2 separate regions of the Homo sapiens genome follow, and region 2 is linked to region 1. A link is a contact called in ENCODE Hi-C or POLR2A ChIA-PET data. All regions are on one chromosome and are shown on one strand. Each heading gives the region's core, a stretch centred on a gene start or an enhancer-like site at or near the end of the contact. The rest is flanking DNA. Distances are from core to core; before and after follow the strand shown.

Region 1 (4,630 bases), core at 1,240-3,739:
AATTCAACATTCATCTATTTATCTCCCTTTTCTGCCTTTTTAACACAGCCCTAATTTCATGCATTCTCCCCAGAGTGTCTGTGTCCTTTAGGAGAGGCTGGCCTTCTCCTTAGCCCTGGGATATAAATTTCAATTGTCCTAATCCCACCATGGAGGCCTTACCTCCCTTGTTAGTGATAGACATAAGCACTCAAAGCAATTTCAGTTAATAAGACATGATGGAGAAATCTATCAGGGAAAAAGAGTTTCCTTAATCGTATAAAGGGGCAAAAGATAAAGGTGTTCCCCTTTTTGGTCTCTGAACATTATCTGTAATCTGGAACTGAGGAAATCATTTTAGGACCATAAAGGAAGCCAGACTGGAGAACAACACACTTAAAGATGGCAGAGCCAAAAGAAGGAAGAAACCTGTGTCCTTGACAATATTGTCCAGATGCAGAAGTAACCAACCCTGGGAATGATTTTATCTCCATGCATCTAGCTATTAGGATTTGTTTTTAAAAGGCTTGAACAATAAGGACATTTAGTAAGGTTCCTGTTACTGCAGCCAAAAGCATTTCAACTGATATGCCTTCTCTCTTTCAATAGTTTCACTCTTACATAGTAGGTTTCTCAATATAACAAGGTGTGTTAGGTTGGATGCAAAGATAACTGCCAAAATTTCCTCCTATGATCAAGCTGCTTAATGTCTATTTCCCTTTTCCACCATTCTAGTCCTTCTGTCATGGAATACTGCAGAAAAATATAATGCCAGTTCCAGACTCAGGCTTTAAGAGAATTAGCATCTTTCCTCCTCCTTAACTCTCTTGGAAGCCAGTCACCATGTAAGAAAGCTTAGGCTAAACTCCTGAATGGAGAGAGGCCTTGTGGAGAAGAATCAAGTAACTTCAACCAAGAGGCAACACCAAGACTTCAGCAATTTGAGTGAAGCCATCTTGGACCTTCCACCCCAGTTAAGTGAAGATAGCTGACACATCATAAAGCAGACTAGCCATCTCCGCTAAGCCCTTCCTGAATTCCTGGCAACAGAACTGTGAGCAATAAAACATCTGCTGTTTTTAGTCACTAAGTCTTGAAGTGGTTCATTATGAAGCAATTGATAATTTATAAACAAATTAATATTATTTGGTTTTTTGCTTTGTAAAATTGCTGTAGTCATTTCACAATGATAAAATTATTTAGTGAGTCACTAATAGCTTTGAATGCTAACGAACATTTTTCTCAAATATGTGTTTTAAGTCTTGGCTCACAAAGGAGAATTTGTTTCTATGTATGTATGTATCGCTTTGTTATTATCCTGTGTACTTTTTTAATATAACATTTTAAAAATATGTAACATTTAAACATGTAAAATGTAACGTTTTAAAAATAAATACAAATAAATGGGAAACGATTTGCAACAAACGAGTTGCTATCCTTAATAAGCAAAAAATTCTCACAAATAAAAAAGAAAAATCTTACTCCCTTAATTTTTTAAATGGGAAAAGCCATCTCTGAAGAACCATAAATGGTCAGTAAACATGAAGGGGGACTATCTTAAGCTCACAAAGTTGAAACATGAGGCATCATTTTTCACCGACTAAATAGCCAAAGAAAAATTTAAACAGTGAGACAATACCAGCAAGCTTCCACTGAAGAACGGGAAGACCCTAAGATAGGCTCCAGGAGTCTACGATACCAGTCTCCTTGAACTATGGGGACGTGGACGTCCCTGGTCACAAGTTGCCTGACTTTGGGCGATGTCTACGGCTGTAAATTTGGGATTATATAGCCACAGCACAGAACTGTTGTAAGGCTCCAGTGATACTCATAGGCAAAAGCAATATAAGTGACTGTTAGTTTTTGTTCAGCCTATTCATCCTTACATTTACTTTTGTCGGAAAAGAACTGGAATCACAGGAAAATCTGAGGTTTTTTTTTTTTTTTTTTTTTTGAGACAGAGTCTCGCTCTGTCGCCCAGGCTGGAGTGCAGCACATCTCAGTTCACTGCAAGCTCCGCCTCCCGGGTTCACGCCATTCTCCTGCCTCAGCCTCCCGAGTAGCTGGAACTACAGGCGCCCGCCAACATGCCCAGCTAAATTTTTGTATTTTTAGTAGAGACGGGGTTTCACCGTGTTAGCCAGGATGGTCTCTATCTCCTGACCTCGTGATCCGCCCGCCTCGGCCACCGCGCCCGGCCGAAAATCTGAATATTTTAATGGAAAACTGGGAGTGAGATTCGGGAATTACTTGAGACCAACAATGATGGGTGGTGCCAGGAGAAAGCCAGGGTGGGAACGGCCCAGGCGAGATGCGGGACCCTCCAGGTGCCGCCGCTCACAAGGACCCCTGACTCCTAGCGCACCCTCCCCTGGCCTTGGAGATTCCGCCGGGCTAGCGGCTACCGGGAGAAGGCGGTGGAAACTGTAGAGCCCGCGGCTCTGATTGGCTACCTCAGAGCAAGGGGCGGGGCGGCGGAGGACCCGAAGGGCGCGAGAGCGGAACACTGCGTACGCGCACTTCCGGTCTTTGTGGCTTGCAGCTCGGGGTGGGTGGCTCATTTCCTGGCCGCTCCTGGGCTTCGCGGTGAGGGACGTGGGCCCCTAGGAAGAGGGAGGTGGGGTTGGGAGCGCGCGCCGGACAGTGGAGGAGCTCCGCTCCTCGGCCTGCCCATCCCCAGGTCGCGGCCCTTTGGCCCGCGCGGCGTCTCCAAGCGACTGGGGAACTCAGAGGAGGCCAGCACTCAAACTCCTGCTTTCCAAAGGAAAACGCAGTTCCGCTGACCCCGTGACTTCGTAAATGCTGCGGTTTAACCAAGGATATAAAAATAGAAGGGCTAGTTAGTTAGTTAGTTAGTGCGGCCGGACTGGTTAAACCTTAAATTTGTAGGCTAAATATTTTAATTCATCTCTTAACGTTAACCGTAGTGTGAGGAATGAATTTTACTCATCTGTCCTGACAAACTAAGGGCATACATTCCTATCGATATCTCGCCATCCTAAAAGCAGGTCAAGTTTGGTCTGTGTCACAACATTTAATACCTATTTGTTACCATATTTTGCTTTTGAACATTTTTAGTCTTGGGATATTCTAAGCTTTTTCAGAACTGATACGGATCTCTTTGCTGCTTTTGTGTATGTGATACCTATCATGTTTTTGAACACATGGTAAGCATTTTACAGATACGTCTTGGTTCTTGGTCAATTCCTCTGTAGACTCGTTTATTCATAAGCAAAAATCTTAATGCTCAGTAAGTGCCTCAGTGTTTGTTGAAGTAATTCGGTAAACACCAAATGCGATCAAATGACAAATATCCAATATTTACATCAACTCATGTTTAATGTGAACTTTTAAAAAAACGTTATTACTGCCTTAAATGAAAATCAACATTACTTGCTTTAGATAGAAAGTAAGTAAAAATAAATGTTTAAAATCAGTATTACTAAATTCTGCCTAAATATTTTTACTCTTGGAAGTCTGATTCTGAAGCCTGTATTTTATTTAAAAGAGAGTTCTACAAGTTTTATTAATACATACATGTTAAAGATAGACTTTTCTCCTTGATACAATCAGAATTGAAAGAATTGGAAAGGAAATTTTCTCACTATGTGATTGATGTTAATGTTGCATTCACATTCTTAGGCTTCTAAAATAGTTTTTTCTAACATTAGTGGTAGGAATTCTTCATAATGGGAGACACTAATTGAGGTTAATGATTTTTAGTTTATCATCACATTATTGTTTTATTTAGTGATAGCCCCAAATCTACTCCCTTTCAATATATTACTAAAGTTACTCATCTTTCTTATTACAAGTACTTAGAGATTTTATTGATTGCTGTAAGTTAACTGCTTTTATATCCTTCAGGAAAGAAGAGATTACTCACACTCCTTCGCAAGCACAGAACCAGTTGTACTGAGCTTTTTGCTAAGCTGTTTCAGCCAAGAATGGCTGTGGAATCTGGAGTGATTTCAACCCTGATACCTCAGGATCCTCCGGAACAAGAACTAATACTAGTGAAAGTAGAAGATAACTTTTCCTGGGATGAGAAATTTAAGCAGAATGGGAGTACTCAATCCTGCCAAGAATTGTTTCGTCAGCAATTCAGAAAATTTTGCTACCAGGAGACACCTGGGCCCCGGGAGGCTCTGAGCCGACTCCAGGAACTTTGCTATCAGTGGCTAATGCCAGAGTTGCACACAAAGGAGCAGATCTTAGAACTGCTGGTACTGGAGCAGTTCCTGAGCATTCTGCCTGAGGAGCTGCAGATCTGGGTTCAGCAACATAATCCAGAAAGCGGCGAGGAAGCTGTGACCCTGTTGGAGGATTTAGAGAGGGAGTTTGATGACCCAGGGCAGCAGGTGGGAACGGAGAAAAGTGATGTGGGAAAAGGAATTTACAGCCTGGAGCATGTAATGGTATCATAACAGTAGGATAAAAATTTTTATGTCTCTACTGAACCCTAACCTGAAGTGACTAATAGAGCCATACTTGTCTATACCCTTGAATGGTCTTTTTCCCCTGTCCTTCATCCCTGGAGATGTCATCATTGACCTCTTTGAGATTTTTACTAAGCAAGTTTTCTTAGGGATTTTCTCACAAAGCTAACCATATTTTACTGATTTCAGGTCCCAGCTAGTCCACAGGGACC
Region 2 (4,630 bases), core at 1,397-3,896, 230 kb after region 1:
CCTTGAAGCCAAACAATTTGTGCAGGTGCATAGTTCTTTGATAACCTAATTTCCTTCTCTATTTACATAAATGAATACTGCAGATTCTATCAGGAATTATAACAACAGGTATTTATTCAAGCCATAGTCAGTCATTCAATGCATCCGCAGCCCTCTCTATTAAGATTTATACCCCACTAGAACCTCAAAGCTGAAGTCTTTGGTCTTCTCACTCTCAGGCTTCCTAACCTCTACAGAGAAAATACTCTTAAATACACAGCCCTCCGGGACAACTGAACACACAATGAAGACCTCTATTAAGAACATTTACAGGACAACTTTACCTGTCCATGGTTCTTCTCTTCTATATTCTTTGTTAGATGTTTTAGGAATTGGGTACTTCCTCTATTCAAGACCGCATACCATTTAGGCAGCATTTCTCAAACTTTCAGCATCTGTAAGCCAGTGCAAGCTAATGCAAAGCACTAACTTTGGGTAAGATTTCATCACAATTTTTAGTAATAAAAATATCTCATTCTTTTTGAAAGCTTTTTTATTATGAAGAAATGCAAACATATACCAAAGGCAGAATAGTATAAAGAACCCCCATGGACTTATCACTCAGCTTCAACTATAACTGACTCATGGCCAATCTTATTTCAACACGATTCTCATCCACTTCCTCTCTCTCATATCATTCTGAAGCAAATCCCAGATGTCATATCATTCCATCCATAAATATTTCAGTAGGTGTCTCTAAAAATATGAATTATTTTAACATTACAATAGCATAATCACAACTATTTGTGAGAATTCCAAAATATTATCAAATATCAAAATATATCAGATTCCCAAATGTCTCAAAATTTTAAAGTTTTTTTTGTTGTTGTTTGAATGAGGATCCAAATAAGGCCCACACATTCCCATCAGATAGAATATTATTTTAAATGACACTATTGTTTCATGCATTTGTAAGAGGGCATAATTTGTAATCTCTCCCCAGGATATCTGTCCTATTTGATAATGGGGTCAAGTTCCATAGTCCATTGATTTCTTTCGTTACCCTTTATTTTTACTAAGTTAAACTCTCCCAATTTACAGTCACTGGAAAGAGTAACAAATATCTGGTATCTTTTTCCAATGACTATGGATTCAGAAATTAAGAGATTTCTTACTGCAAACATGTTTAGCCCTCCACCAGGTGCCAAATCAATCATGAAACACATTTAAAATTTGGACAGATCCATGCTTTAACTTGGGAGATGGGGGAAAATGGGTCCCCCTCACCTACAGGGACTGCCTTCTGGCTCTGAAGAGCATATTTTCAACGTTACAGGTCGTTTTAAACCATGCCTAATACCAGATTAAGAAAGAGTCAAACTCCAGTCAGAGCAGACTGGACCTGAGTTTGGTCTTAAGAGGATTTCTCAAGTCCAGCTAATTGTTTTTCTCTTAAAGTGTCTGAGTTTTTCTTTTGGATCCTGCAGACCAATACCAGAACTGACCTCTTATCAGAGGCAAATGACCAGTAGATATGCCGTGATGAACAAAGTCATTCAAAGTTGTCAGGAGGACACTGAAAGTGTCAGGCAGGGTATGAGGTGATCCTGAAGCAGGATTGGAGCCAAGTAGAAGAGGAAGAGGGTGATGTAGGAATGAAGAGGGAGGAATCTGCAATGGCATTCATAGTTGACTCCAGTGTGGGATGCCATGTAAAAAGGAACTCTAAATTCACACATACATGCACACACATCCCAAAGAAACCCCTTGCAATTTGCTCATGGCCTGGGATGGAAAGAGCCAGCTGATCTGAGAATAAGAAAATGTACCTTACATGAAATATTCTCTTCATAGTTACAGCAAATGTTCTCAACGCTGGCTGCACATTAGAAGCATCTTGGGAGTTCAAAATACTATGTCCGGGCCCCTGCACAGGCCAGTGGAATCAGAATCTCTGGGTATTTTTAAACCTCCCTCACCATCCCCCTCCTGGACACCCCCCACCCACACAGGTGATTCTAACGTGCAGCCCGGCCTGAGAACCACCGGGGTACAGCATGGACAGCAAGGGCTATTTCAGTACAGGATCAGTTAATGAGCAAGGGCTCATTATTCAAAATACTCACAACTTGAAGCTTGGTTTGGCTCAGCCTGGACTTCTGGAGCTTGGGGTGAGAAGCAACCTAATCTTCAGAATTCACAGCTCTCCCGCAAAAACAATGTCAGCAGGGAGAGCCTGGCAGGGGAATGGGAAAGGAGGTGTGAGGTGTCCTGCACACGAGCTTCCCTTCTGCCCGGGGAGAACACTGGTTCTCTCACTCCTGTGTGCATGATGATCACACGGGGATATCTGTCAAATGCAGCTTCCTGGGCCCCACTCCCTGGGTCGGTCAGAAGGTCTAGGATGTGGCCCAAGAACCTGCATTTTAGCGGGTCTCCAGGTGACCCTCTGAGGGTTTATGGAACAAACACACATCCATAAACCGAGAGGCCTCCAGGAGCAGCAGTCTGTGGGTCCTTCCTGATGAACACGTGTGGAGCAGGGCTTCCCTCTTCAATCCTGGGCCCTGCCCCTGGAGGGTCTGAGCAGTAGGTCTGAGGTGTTGCCTAGCATCAGCATTAGAAGTGATTTCAGGGCACTGCCCAATTGGGGACCTTCATGGAAAAGAAGTGGACCTGCCCCAAGTTTTCTCTGTACAATAGAAGGTGGAAGCGAAGCAGGAAGGACCCTTGGCTCATTCCCTCCTTGCTTCTACCAAAACGGAAGCTGGCGTTTTTCCTAGGCTGACATCTGGCAGGAAGTACAAGCGGAAACCAAACAGCAGCCTCTGGTCTTTCAGAGACCATTGATTTCATCAGCAAAATGGGTCTCAAAGCTTCATCAAAGTGGGTCTCAAAGCATCATCAAAGCAAACATGCAAATTCTTGGGCCCCACCCCAGACCATCTACTGATCAGGTACTTCAGGGAGACAGGCTCCCTAATCTGTGTCACAGGAGGCTCCCAGGTGACTCTGATGCTTGCTCGGTGATTGTGGGCTTAGGAAAGGCCCCCACCTCTTCTGGCCATCCTTTCAGGTCCCTTGTCATGGAGGCAGGGGGAGGCCCCACAGCACCTCTCCCGCTCTCGGTTTGTTATTGGGAAGGTGCTGAAGGATGCTGGGGCTGCCAACCTGGAGGAAAAGGAGCCTGGTTCCAGGCAGCTGCCACTTGCACAGGCTGCTCTCCCAGCTGACTTGCTTTGTTTTATTTTCTCTAAGCCTGAAGAAGGGCTTTCCCCAGAGAGAAAGGACACCTGGTGCCTAATTCCCCAAAGCAGAGGCAGCTGTGGTCCAGAAGCCCCAGGGCCTGTTTCCACTGTCCTCCCTGGGGAAATGCGGGTATAGGGCCCAGAGAGGCCCAGGACTTATCTCGACACTCTCCTTTCCCCGGCCAAGAAAATGCTTCCTCTTCTTGGAGGATGGAGATGCAAACACTCCCTTTCTGGAGCAGGCTGCAGCCAGAGGGGTGGCATCCTGTACCAAGACAAAAGCCCTTTTGGGACAGAGTGTCAATGCTGGTACTCCACACCTCCAAAGATGAGGGGAGGCCGATCTGAGGCAGAGGCACATGTGAGAACCAGCCCAGTGGGACAGAACAAACTACTTGCCTCTTTCTTCTCTGGACCCAATTTTGGAATTCTTCTAAGCATTCTGATCAGAGACAAAGACTAACATGCTCTAAAAGGGGGGTCACCAGGATTAGAAGTAATCCAGACCTGTTGTGGATTCACTGCAGAGTCTTTAAATGTGTTATACGGGGTTCACCACTTTAAAACAAAAATTCAGGGACTTGGGATAAATGAAAAGTATGGTTTTATTGTATCTTCTTGTCAAACACCTTTACTTGAGGCAACAACTGAAGTATAATTTAATTCAGCAGGAAATATCACACTTGGAGGGAAAACACACACTAAAAAAAAAAAAAACCCTTAAATTAAAGCCAAACATTCTTTCCAAGGCACAGCACTGGCATTTTCAGATTGACAGCAGAACGAGTTTGTTTCCGTGAAACAAAATCATGAGTCCAGAGTCTGTTTTTGAAACAGCTTTCCACTTCATCTCCCTTTCTGGGGCTCAGGGAACGATGCTCGTGGCCTTCCTCAGGGCCAGGTAGCCGGTGACGACGTCAGAGGGCAGCCTCCGAATGTAGGAAAACTCTTCAATGGTGCTGAACCGCAGTTTGCTCTGGGGGTCTGTGTAGTTGGCCTGGGTGAAAAGAGGCACAGGGAAGGGCAGAAAGTTTTTGCTGGTAGGGATATTTTAAGTTCAAGTTTAAAAATTTTTTCTATTTCACTGAAAGTGATATATATTTTCATTATGTCTTACTCTGCCACCAAGAACACTAAATCACTCACTGTGGCACAGGCTCATTAACCTTCCCAGACTCTAGAAACACTTCAGGGTATGGACGAGAGGAAGGGGAATGACCACATCAGACTCTGGGACTCTTCTTGTTGGTGCCTCAAGGGCTGCAACAGGTCCAAGACTGAATTCATGATGGTCATCCCTCCCTGCCTTCAGACTCCTGCCTCTTTCCAACAAATGTCCCAGGTCTGTGCTCCTCAAGGCAGGAGCCGACGCCCAGCATGCTGGGCATGTGCCCCTCCCTGCT

What was found. A loop is a pair of places that touch in the nucleus more often than their neighbours do. ChIA-PET counts read pairs that join two places held with the same protein, here RNA polymerase II (POLR2A). Pooled maps may share reads with other maps.
Region 2: a pooled map shows a loop between it and region 1 (2.2-fold over the local background). The contact joins the promoter of ZNF24TR here to the promoter of ZNF397 in region 1. A Hi-C loop is called at or near these places in 10 of 50 pooled maps. POLR2A ChIA-PET finds 5 or more read pairs at or near these places in 2 of 52 experiments (HEK293T and activated B cell).

What each region holds. Positions count from the first base shown.
Region 1 is chr18:35,238,545-35,243,174 of GRCh38, forward strand. ZNF397 (zinc finger protein 397) reads left to right here and starts at 2,490. Exons shown (of 4, transcript NM_001135178.3): 1 at 2,490-2,565; 2 at 3,847-4,340; 3 at 4,608-4,630. The coding sequence starts at 3,927. RefSeq lists enhancers at 2,172-2,281, 2,227-2,752 and a silencer at 2,542-2,671.
Region 2 is chr18:35,464,519-35,469,148 of GRCh38, forward strand. ZNF24TR (ZNF24 transcription regulator) reads right to left here and starts at 2,647. Exons shown (of 3, transcript NR_186612.1): 1 at 1,809-2,647. It overlaps INO80C (INO80 complex subunit C), which reads right to left. Exons shown (of 5, transcript NM_194281.4): 5 at 3,815-4,224. The coding sequence ends at 4,093.